Regions from separate parts of the Mus musculus genome. Here region 2 is linked to region 1. Evidence: chromatin loops called from intact Hi-C (ENCODE). Cell type or tissue: gastrocnemius. All regions are shown on one strand. Each heading gives the region's core, and the rest is flanking DNA. Links, peaks and the distances in the headings are about the cores only.

What was found. Hi-C counts contacts between places; a loop is a spot of excess contacts. Peaks named below come from ENCODE experiments on the same cell type or tissue, not always from the same donor. Only the 100,000 strongest peaks of a DNase experiment are listed, where the experiment ranks them.
Region 2: it touches region 1 in a loop (10-fold over the local background); 1 of 42 quality-filtered maps calls a loop at or near these places.

What each region holds. Positions count from the first base shown.
Region 1 is chr14:16,432,158-16,436,553 of GRCm38, forward strand. It overlaps Rarb (retinoic acid receptor, beta), which reads right to left. Exons shown (of 8, transcript NM_011243.2): 6 at 2,897-3,101; 7 at 2,008-2,166; 8 at 1-110. Among named protein-coding and RNA genes, the nearest start is that of Top2b, 69 kb to the left of the region's middle. In gastrocnemius, for the core only: a CTCF peak has its summit at 2,405 (motif pointing right); DNase peaks (open chromatin) are centred at 2,430 and 2,918; H3K27ac peaks cover 3,069 bases.
Region 2 is chr14:16,638,104-16,642,499 of GRCm38, forward strand. It overlaps a transcript of Rarb not described here. Among named protein-coding and RNA genes, the nearest start is that of Rarb, 65 kb to the left of the region's middle. In gastrocnemius, for the core only: a CTCF peak has its summit at 1,706; DNase peaks (open chromatin) are centred at 1,260 and 1,651; H3K4me3 peaks cover 263 bases.

The DNA.
Region 1 (4,396 bases), core at 225-4,224:
TGAACTTGGGGTCAAGGGTTCATGTCCTTCAGAATTCTCCAGCATTTCCTGAATGAGAGGTGGCATTGATCCAGGAATTTCCATTTTCAAGGTAATTACACGTTCGGCACCTTTTTCAAGAGATAATAGAACACCTGTCAGATAAGGGCTCAGCTAGATACTAAGAAACCAACATTCACCTTCAGGTGTGTAAAAGTTGTGTAATACATGTATCAAGTCACATGTGTCTTTGTTGAGAAGAACCAACTTATTGGAAGAAAAAACTATAAGGTGTTTACTGTGGGAATGTCAGCCACCAGAATGTCAAGTGTGCTTCGAGATCCCAGTTAGATTGGTTCTCAGGCACAGGCTGATCCACCACTGCCTTTGAAAACAGAATAAGTACTAATAGGGCACACTAGAGGTTCTCAGTCTTTAAGAAAAAGAAGTGGAGATGTGTGATGTGCATATTTGATAGTTGCAGTGCTTCAATCAAATTCGGAATATAAAATTTACAAAGAGAAGTCACTGATGAAAGATCAGGAAAATAAAGGTGAAAGGATGGGCAGTTTCCACAATGGAAAGATTGACTTGAGTCACAGTATGTGATGGTTTTCTGCAACCCAGTCCAGCACCAGGTGGTTTCATGCCACCACACCTCACACACCCCCAACATGCAGCTGGTTAGGTGGAAATATGTCAATAACAAAACTACCTCAGAACCATGTGGCTAGCGTTGCTGGACTTACTGCTAGTATGGGGCTTGGGACATTTCTGTATGTGGCTGCTAGTCCTCAGGTCACTGGCGTGGATATATATAGGGTGATAGGAACACACTTTCTCTCTCTCTCTCTCCCTCTCTCCCTCTCTCTCCCTCCCTCTCCCTCTCTCTCCCTCTCTCTCCCTCTCTCTCCCTCCCTCCCTCCCTCCTCCTCTCCCTCTCCTCTCTCTCTCTCCCCACTTCATTCAATTACATCCATTCAAGTACTAGTGTCTTTTTGCTTCTCTTAATCCTGTGGTGGAAATGAACTTAGAATGTTCCCCTCGGCTCCCTCAAACCAAACTACCAAATGAATAAAAAAAGAAAAACAAAACCAACCCACAAAAAAACTAAAAAACAAGAACTGAGGTTTCTTGTCAAGCAAGTTCATTGTGCATTTAAGCACTTTTGTGTCTTGGCTTGCCAAGATCCTGAGGTGTAGAATCTGCTAATGGGAGGGAACATGATATGTAATAGCGTGGCTGGCTGAGTCATCTCGATAGAAAAGTCCTCTGCACTCAGCTATGAGATGCCTCTAGGCATTTCTGTAATTGCCTGAGTTGCCACATAGACTGAGAATCATGAGGCAAGAGTATTTATATCTCTCAGCCAGGCAAGAATTCCTGTACTCAGAAGAAGTGCCTACACCAGAGCTGCAGCCACAGTGACCTTCATTTGCCTAGGGTTGTTAGGGTGCCATGGAAAAATAGGCTGAGTGTATAGAAGCCTAAGTTATTTGAAAAGCTGGAATGAAATGTACGGAATCAAAAATAAAACCTGGAAAAAGGGAGCGGGGGTGAGGGCTCAGAGCTTGCTCTGAAAGTTGCTTGACTGAGTTGGTGCCCTAGAAAGGTCACAGAGATTGAGGGAGAGAAGTGACTCCATGTAATTGTCCTTTAACCTCCAAGGGCATGCATATGAGCCCCAGCAATAATAACAGTCTTAAAAAACACATCATCTCTGAAGAGTTGCTCTTCTACCCAGCCATCCATTCTAAAACAATTATCTCTTAATATCACTGGGTAGTGGTATCTGCTTTCTGCTTTTACTATCTCCCACCAGAGACACCATCAAAATGTCTTCCTTAGGAAACCTGAGGTGCTCTTAACTACACACACATGAGTGCTCAGACAAGGCTAATTCCTTTTGATTTCTATGAGATAGACATCCCAACTTAAGCAATAATGGGACTCCTGATATTAAAATATGGGCTTTAAAAAGCAAAAGTTGGCCAAGCTCTGTTCTGCTTTCCACCTTTGAAGACATACCTTTCGCGCTGATGCTGCGGAGATCTGTGATTTTCATTAAGATCTTTGGAAACATGTGAGGCTTGCTGGGTCGTCGTTTTCTAATGTAAATCTTTAGTGCTTCCAGCAGTGGTTCTTGGAGCTTGTCTACTTTTGTTGGTTCCTCAAGGTCCTGGCGGTCTGGATAGCAGGAGAAAGTATTCAGTGTTTAGTGATCAGACAGGCTCAGAGACTGCTGGCTATCTTTCCTTGTCTCCTATTCCTCCTGTAAAGTGGCTTTATTTGGTGACTCAGTTGTACACTAAATTGAGTAAATGCAATTGCTTTAAGCAGTGACACTTGAAGATGCCCCCTTAGTAAGCTCATTTGATGTCCACTTGCTCAGGCCCAGAGGCAAGAATTACCTCTCATGGCCAGATGGTGTCAGTATTGAGCTGAACAAAAGAACCCTGGGCAGCCTGTAAAAGCCAGGTAGATAACCTTTCCCCTTCATTACAACCATTACTTTTGAACTAAAGTTGGCTTCTGGTTAGCCAGCAGGGGTCACTACAAAGAAGGGGCCATACTTTATTCCAGCCCACCAGGTAGGCACCTGTATGGTGGGGAAGACCAAGAGGTGATTTGAATTCAAATAACATGTGATTTGTGTAGGTCATCACTAAAATGTCCTTAGGCACACAGCAGTACAATCCTGCTTTTACAAAAGCACCTGTTTCCCACAAGAGAAACAGAACAAACTCATTTTGGCATTTCTTTTGTTTTGGCAGAAGGAGCTCAAACACCAGTACTTAGTTTGCAACAGAAAGAAGTACAACGCCTTTCTCATGCCAAAGAACCCCAGTGGAGATCTCTTCTGTGCCTTTGTAATTGCTCTGTTGGGGTCTGGTGACGGTTTCTAAGGAGTCAGTACCTCCACAGATTAAACAGATGGCACTGAGAAGGCCTGTTTCTGTGTCATCCATTTCCAAAGGCAGGAGCTGGTTGGCAAAGGTGAACACAAGGTCAGTCAGAGGACCGAAGCCAGCATTGTGCATCTGAGTTCGATTTAGTGTAAGGCCATCAGAGAAAGTCATGGTGTCTTGCTCTGGGGTATACCTGGTACAAATTCTGAGAATCTGGAAGAAAAAAAAGTATGCATGTACACTTGCTGCATCATTTATGACGGCCTGCCCTGACAGCACTGACCAGATCTATGGTAGAAGAAAAAGGAGCCTGGGTCATCTGGACAGTATGCCCCACTGTTGAGGTTGATAGGAATAATATGTAGGACTCACATTTTGAGAAATAACTTTTTACTAAAATAAATCATCATTTGATTGAAATATCTATTTCTTGAGTACTTACCTCTCAGGCACTAAGCCAGGTACTAGTGCAAAGAAGATTAACAAGATTCTATTTTCAAAAGTTTAGTCAACCAAAAATAAGTAAGGATGATCCTTACCAACTGTGATAGCTAATCTTCATGTCGACTTTATGGGATCTAAACTTGCTATGGGAACACACATACTTCTAGGCATGTCTGAGTGATGGTATTTCACAAGGGCTAAACTAATCAGACAAGATGTACCCTGGATGTGTGTGGCACACACTCCAGAGACTAGGAGCTTTCAGACTGAAAACAACAACAACAACAACAACAACAAAAAGCTGGCATTTTCTTGACTCTGGGTACAATGTGGCCAGTTGCCTCACAGTCCTACATACATGGCTTTCTTATCATTGTGGCTTCTATTCTCAAACCATGAGCTCAAATAGAACTCCCTTAACTTGTGTCTTTCAGATATTTGGTTGTATCCACAGGAAGGTAACTATAAGAAGTCTTTATTAGATACTTAGCATGCCCTATACCCAGTCTTTCAGATGAACATCCTATAGTTTAAGCTGAGGGGTAATGAATCTGACTCAAGGAAAGCCCTCTTATAATACAGTGTGTTTGTAGCTACACAGCCATCATGCCATAGACAGGAACAGAGGCAGCAGACTGCAGGGGTTAGGAGGAAGTCAGGGTCAGAGTTGGGGAGAGGGTGTTTGCACCCTACCATGGAACGCAAGTAGATTCTCTACTCTAGAAGGTACTCCCTCCTTGTGCTTATTGTTACTGTCCAGACCTACATGTGCTCCATACCCTCTGCCACATCATCCCACAGAACGCCTGCCTTCTCTCACCGTAAAGGCCTTAGGCCTGGTGAGCTCCAGCAGTCTCCAGTCCTTCCCTAGGGCCTACCTGGTCTACAAAAGGGTATACAGATACTAGGTAGCAGGCCATCACTGAAGGCCAGTGAGGAGTCACTCTCCTGATCATAATGGAGAGGGATACAAGGAAGGAAAGTCCTATCAAATCCCAGAGACCTCTGAATTTTTGTCAATTCAGTGAAATTCCAACATCTGGAAAGGATTCTCCAGATCTAGA
Region 2 (4,396 bases), core at 104-4,103, 210 kb after region 1:
CTTTTTGGTGTCATCGTTTGGAGGCTAATTATGGGATGGATCCCTGGATATGGCAGTCTCTAGATGGTCCATCCTTTTGTCTCAGCTCCAGACTTTGTCTCTGTAACTCTTTTCATGGGTGATTGTTTCCAATTCTAAGAAGGGGCAAAGTGTCTACACTTTGGTCTTCGTTCTTCTTCAGTTTCATGTGTTTTGCAAATTGTACCTTATATCTCACTATACTAAGTTTCTGGGCTAATATCCACTTATCAGTGAGTACATATCATTTGAGTTCTTTTGTGATTGTGTTACCTCACTCAGGATGATGCCCTTCAGGTCCAACCATTTGCCTAGGAATTTCATAAATTCATTCTTTCTAATAGCTGAGTAATACTCCATTGTGTAAATGTACCACATTTTCTGTATCCATTCCTCTGTTGAGGGGCATCTGGGTTCTTTCCAACTTCTGGCTATTATAAATAAGGCTGCTATGAACATAGTGGAGCATGTGTCCTTCTTACTGGTTGGGACATCTTCTGGACATACACTAGCAAGAGTTTTATGCAAGGACCGTGATATAGCTGTCTCTTGTGAGACTAGGCCGGGGCCTAGCAAACACAGAAGTGGATGCTCACAGTCAACTATTGGATGGATCACAGGGCCCCCAATGGAGGAGCTAGAGAAAGTATCCAAGGAGCTAAAGAGATCTACAACCCTGTAGGTGCAGCATTATGAACTAATCAGTACCCCGGAGCTCTTGTCTCTAGCGGCATATGTATCAAAAGATGGCCTAGTCGGCCATCACTGGAAAGAGAGGCCCGTTGGACAGGCAAACTTTATATGCCCTAGTACAGGGGAACGCCAGGGCCAAAAAAATGGGAATGGTGGGTAGGGGAGTGGGGGGGGGGAGGGGGGACTTTTGCGATAGCATTGGAAATGTAATTGAGGAAAATATGTAATTAAAAAAATTAAAATAAAAAAAATACAGATAAAGCTTTAAAAAAAAAAAGGAGACTCTTTGGCCCCTCCAGTCGTGATCTCGAGCGGTTTTAAAACTGAAACCTCAGCAGCGGCCAGCATTAAAAGGAAAGCTCTTCAGGACCTAAGACCTAGAACCCTGGCTTTCCCTGTCACCACCCGCTCTACAGGAACCTCTATTTCTCCTACCTCTACCTCGGAGGACTCCTCTCCAGCCGCCCCAGCTGAATCTGCTTTCACTGAGACCATATGTCCAATAAGGGTGGCCATGCCAGCCCCTGATAATCTTCCCCCTATTGAATCTGACAGTGAGGGAGAGGTTGCCAGCAGGGGAGAGAGTGAAACTGAAGAACAGGCACTGGCATTTGCCGAGCCAACAGAGTTCCATAGATTACATTTCAAAAGCCTGAGAGAGCTTAATACTGCAGTCAGGACATATGGACCTAATGCCCCGTACACCCTCTTTGTTCTTGATTCCATCCCAAGAGGCGGGTACAAGCTCCCTGGTGAGTGGGTACGAGTAGTTCAATCTGTCTTAACACACGGGCAGTTTCTTTCATGGAAGGCTGACTTCCTCAACCGCTGCCAGTCAATTGCAGCCATTAACCAGAAATCCACTTCCGTTGTCCTCTGCGACCTGGGCTTTTGAAAAGCTTAGTGGCCAGGGCAAATACGCAACGGAGGCTCGCCAGCTGTGCCTTCCCATCGACCTCCTGGTGTAGACCACTAGCGCCACCCTCAGTGCCTGGCAGGCAATTCCGGCCAGAGGCTTGGTTATCACACCCCTGACCAAGGTCATCTAGAGAGCTCAGGAAGATTATAGCGAATTTGTGAGTCACCTACTTGAGGCTGCAGAGAGAACTCTGGGCCATGAGGAGTCAGATAATAAGTTTATTAAGCAGTTGGCTTATGAAAATGCCAACTTGGCCTGTAAGGCTGTGTTGCACACCAAAATTAAAGACAAAGATCTTAATGAGATGATTCGCCTTTGCCATGATGTGGACACATTTACCCATTAGATGTCACAAGCTGTCAACCTCACAGTTGACATAGCTCGCCAACAGGCCAGCCCTCAAAAGGGTTGTTTTAAATGTGGCCAATCTGAACACTTCACCCGACAGTGTCCCACTATGCCTCCTTCTATTAATGTCCCTCAGCCCCCTGCAGGTCCCATCCCTTCGGGATGTCTTACCCTGATTTATATATCATACATTATGTGGATGACATTTTTCTTGCAGGGCCTGATGAGGGTCAGTTATATTGTGCTGGTCAAAAACTTATTAATGCCCTCCAGAGTCAGGGACTCCAAATCTCCCTGAGAAAATTCAGATTCACCACCCTCATTTGTTTTTGGACTTTGAATTGTTTCCTAATAGGATTCTCTCCCAAAAGGTTCATTTAATGCGGGATTCCTTACAGACTCTTAATGATTTTCAATGCCTGTTAGGAGATATTAACTGGCTCTGCCCTTACTTAAAACTTACAACGGGGGAGTTAAAACCTTTGTTTGATATTTTGCGTGGTGACTCAGATACGTCCTCCCCACGTACGCTGACCCATGAAGAGCAAATATCATTGGCTAAGGTAGAACAGGCCAACAATGAACAAAACATTGGATATTTCTCCCCAGATCTTCCCCTCCAGTTCCTTGTTTTCCCTACTCCCTTTTCTCCCACTGGCCTTCTGTGGCAACTTAAACCTCTGTTTTGGGTCCATCTGCTGGCTTCTCCCTCTAGGGTGCTACCCACATATCCTCAGCTGGCTGCTCATATTCTGCTTCTTGGCAGGGAAGCTGCCCATAGGCATTTTGGCAAAGATCCTGATATTATTGTTCTCCCCTACTATACCTCCCAAGTTCAGTGGATAATTTGAAATAATGATGATTGGGCAGTTAATTGCACCTCCTTCCAGGGTGTGATCGATAACCATTATCCCGCTGATAAATAGGTTCTATTCCTACATAGGACGCCTGTGGTTTTCCCAAAAAGAACAAAGTCAGCCCCGATTGCTGGGGCCATGGTAGTCTTTACTGACGGATCCTCCTCAGGTATGCCTGCCTTCAGCATTGATGGGGGAGGTCTCACGTTTTATGACAGACTTCTCCTCGGCGCAGCTGGTTGAACTGGCAGCCATTGTTAGTGTGTTCAAACTCTTGCCTGAAACCCCTTTTAATTTGTACACAGATCGCGCCTATGTGGCTGTCCTTTACTCCTTTTTGAAACTGTTCCATATATCTGCCCCTCTACGAATGCTTCCCCGCTGTTAGCTAAACTTCAAAAATTTATTCTTGCCCTCAATTTTCCTTTTTTTTTTTTTTTTGGCTATATTTGTGCCCATTCTGGCCTGCCTGGACCGCTGTATGAAAGCAACAATGTAGATGATTGGGCCACCCAGGTAGTGGCTTCTGCCTTGTCTACCACCCCTCTTGCCGGCGCTCAACAGGCCCATGATCTACATCACCTTAATGCCCATACCCTGAAACTTTAATTTTCCATCACCTGCAAACAGGCACTACAAATTATTCGGCAGTGCAAGGGCTGCCTGACCCTTTTACCCAAGTCACATGTGGGGGTCAACCCCTGCGGGCTACTTCCTGGTGAGTTGTGGCACATGGATGTCACCCACTATGCCCCCTTCGGAAAGTTAAAATATATTCATGTCTTTGTTGATACTTTTAGTGATTTTATCTGTGCATCTCTACAGACGGGAGAGGAGGCCACTAAACATGTTATCAGTCATGTTCTCTCCTGCTTGGTGGTTACACCACAACCCAAGATCCTCAAGACAGATAATGGCCCAGGATATATTAGTTCCAGCTTTAAACAGTTTTGTGCTCAGAAGGGCATCAAACATATTACTAGCACTCCCTATAACCCCCAGAGCCAAGGCATTGTAGAAAGGACTCATCCAACCCTTAAAAACATGCTCTTTAAATTGCAGTCTTGGGGGGCGGGACTCTATATCCTCAATCTGGCAACTTTAAGACCCTCTTGAATCATGCACTATTTGTCTTAATTCTTCTTACATATGACTCTGTAGGCAAGTCTGCTGCAGATCGCCTTTGGCACCCTTCAACTGCCGACAACTATGCACAAGCCATGTGGAGAGATCCCTTGTCCAGCAAATGGCAAGGCCCAGACCTGATCCTAATATGGGGCAAGGGACATGCTTGTATTTATGGTTCAGGAGCTCAAAATGCCAGATGGTTGCCAGAGCACCTGATAAAATTATTCAATCCACCCAGGGAACCCCCTGAGAAGGTGTTTAATTGTGCTTAATTTCAGGAATAATGCTTTTTCTATGGGTGTTGTTCTGCCTTGTGGCTACAGATGCAGTCTCCCACATCAAGACTTCAACTTCACTTTGGGTAACTGTGAATGAGGTGGGAGATGTGGCCTCTTCTGCCTCCAAGATCCAGAGTAACATCCCTTGGGACCCG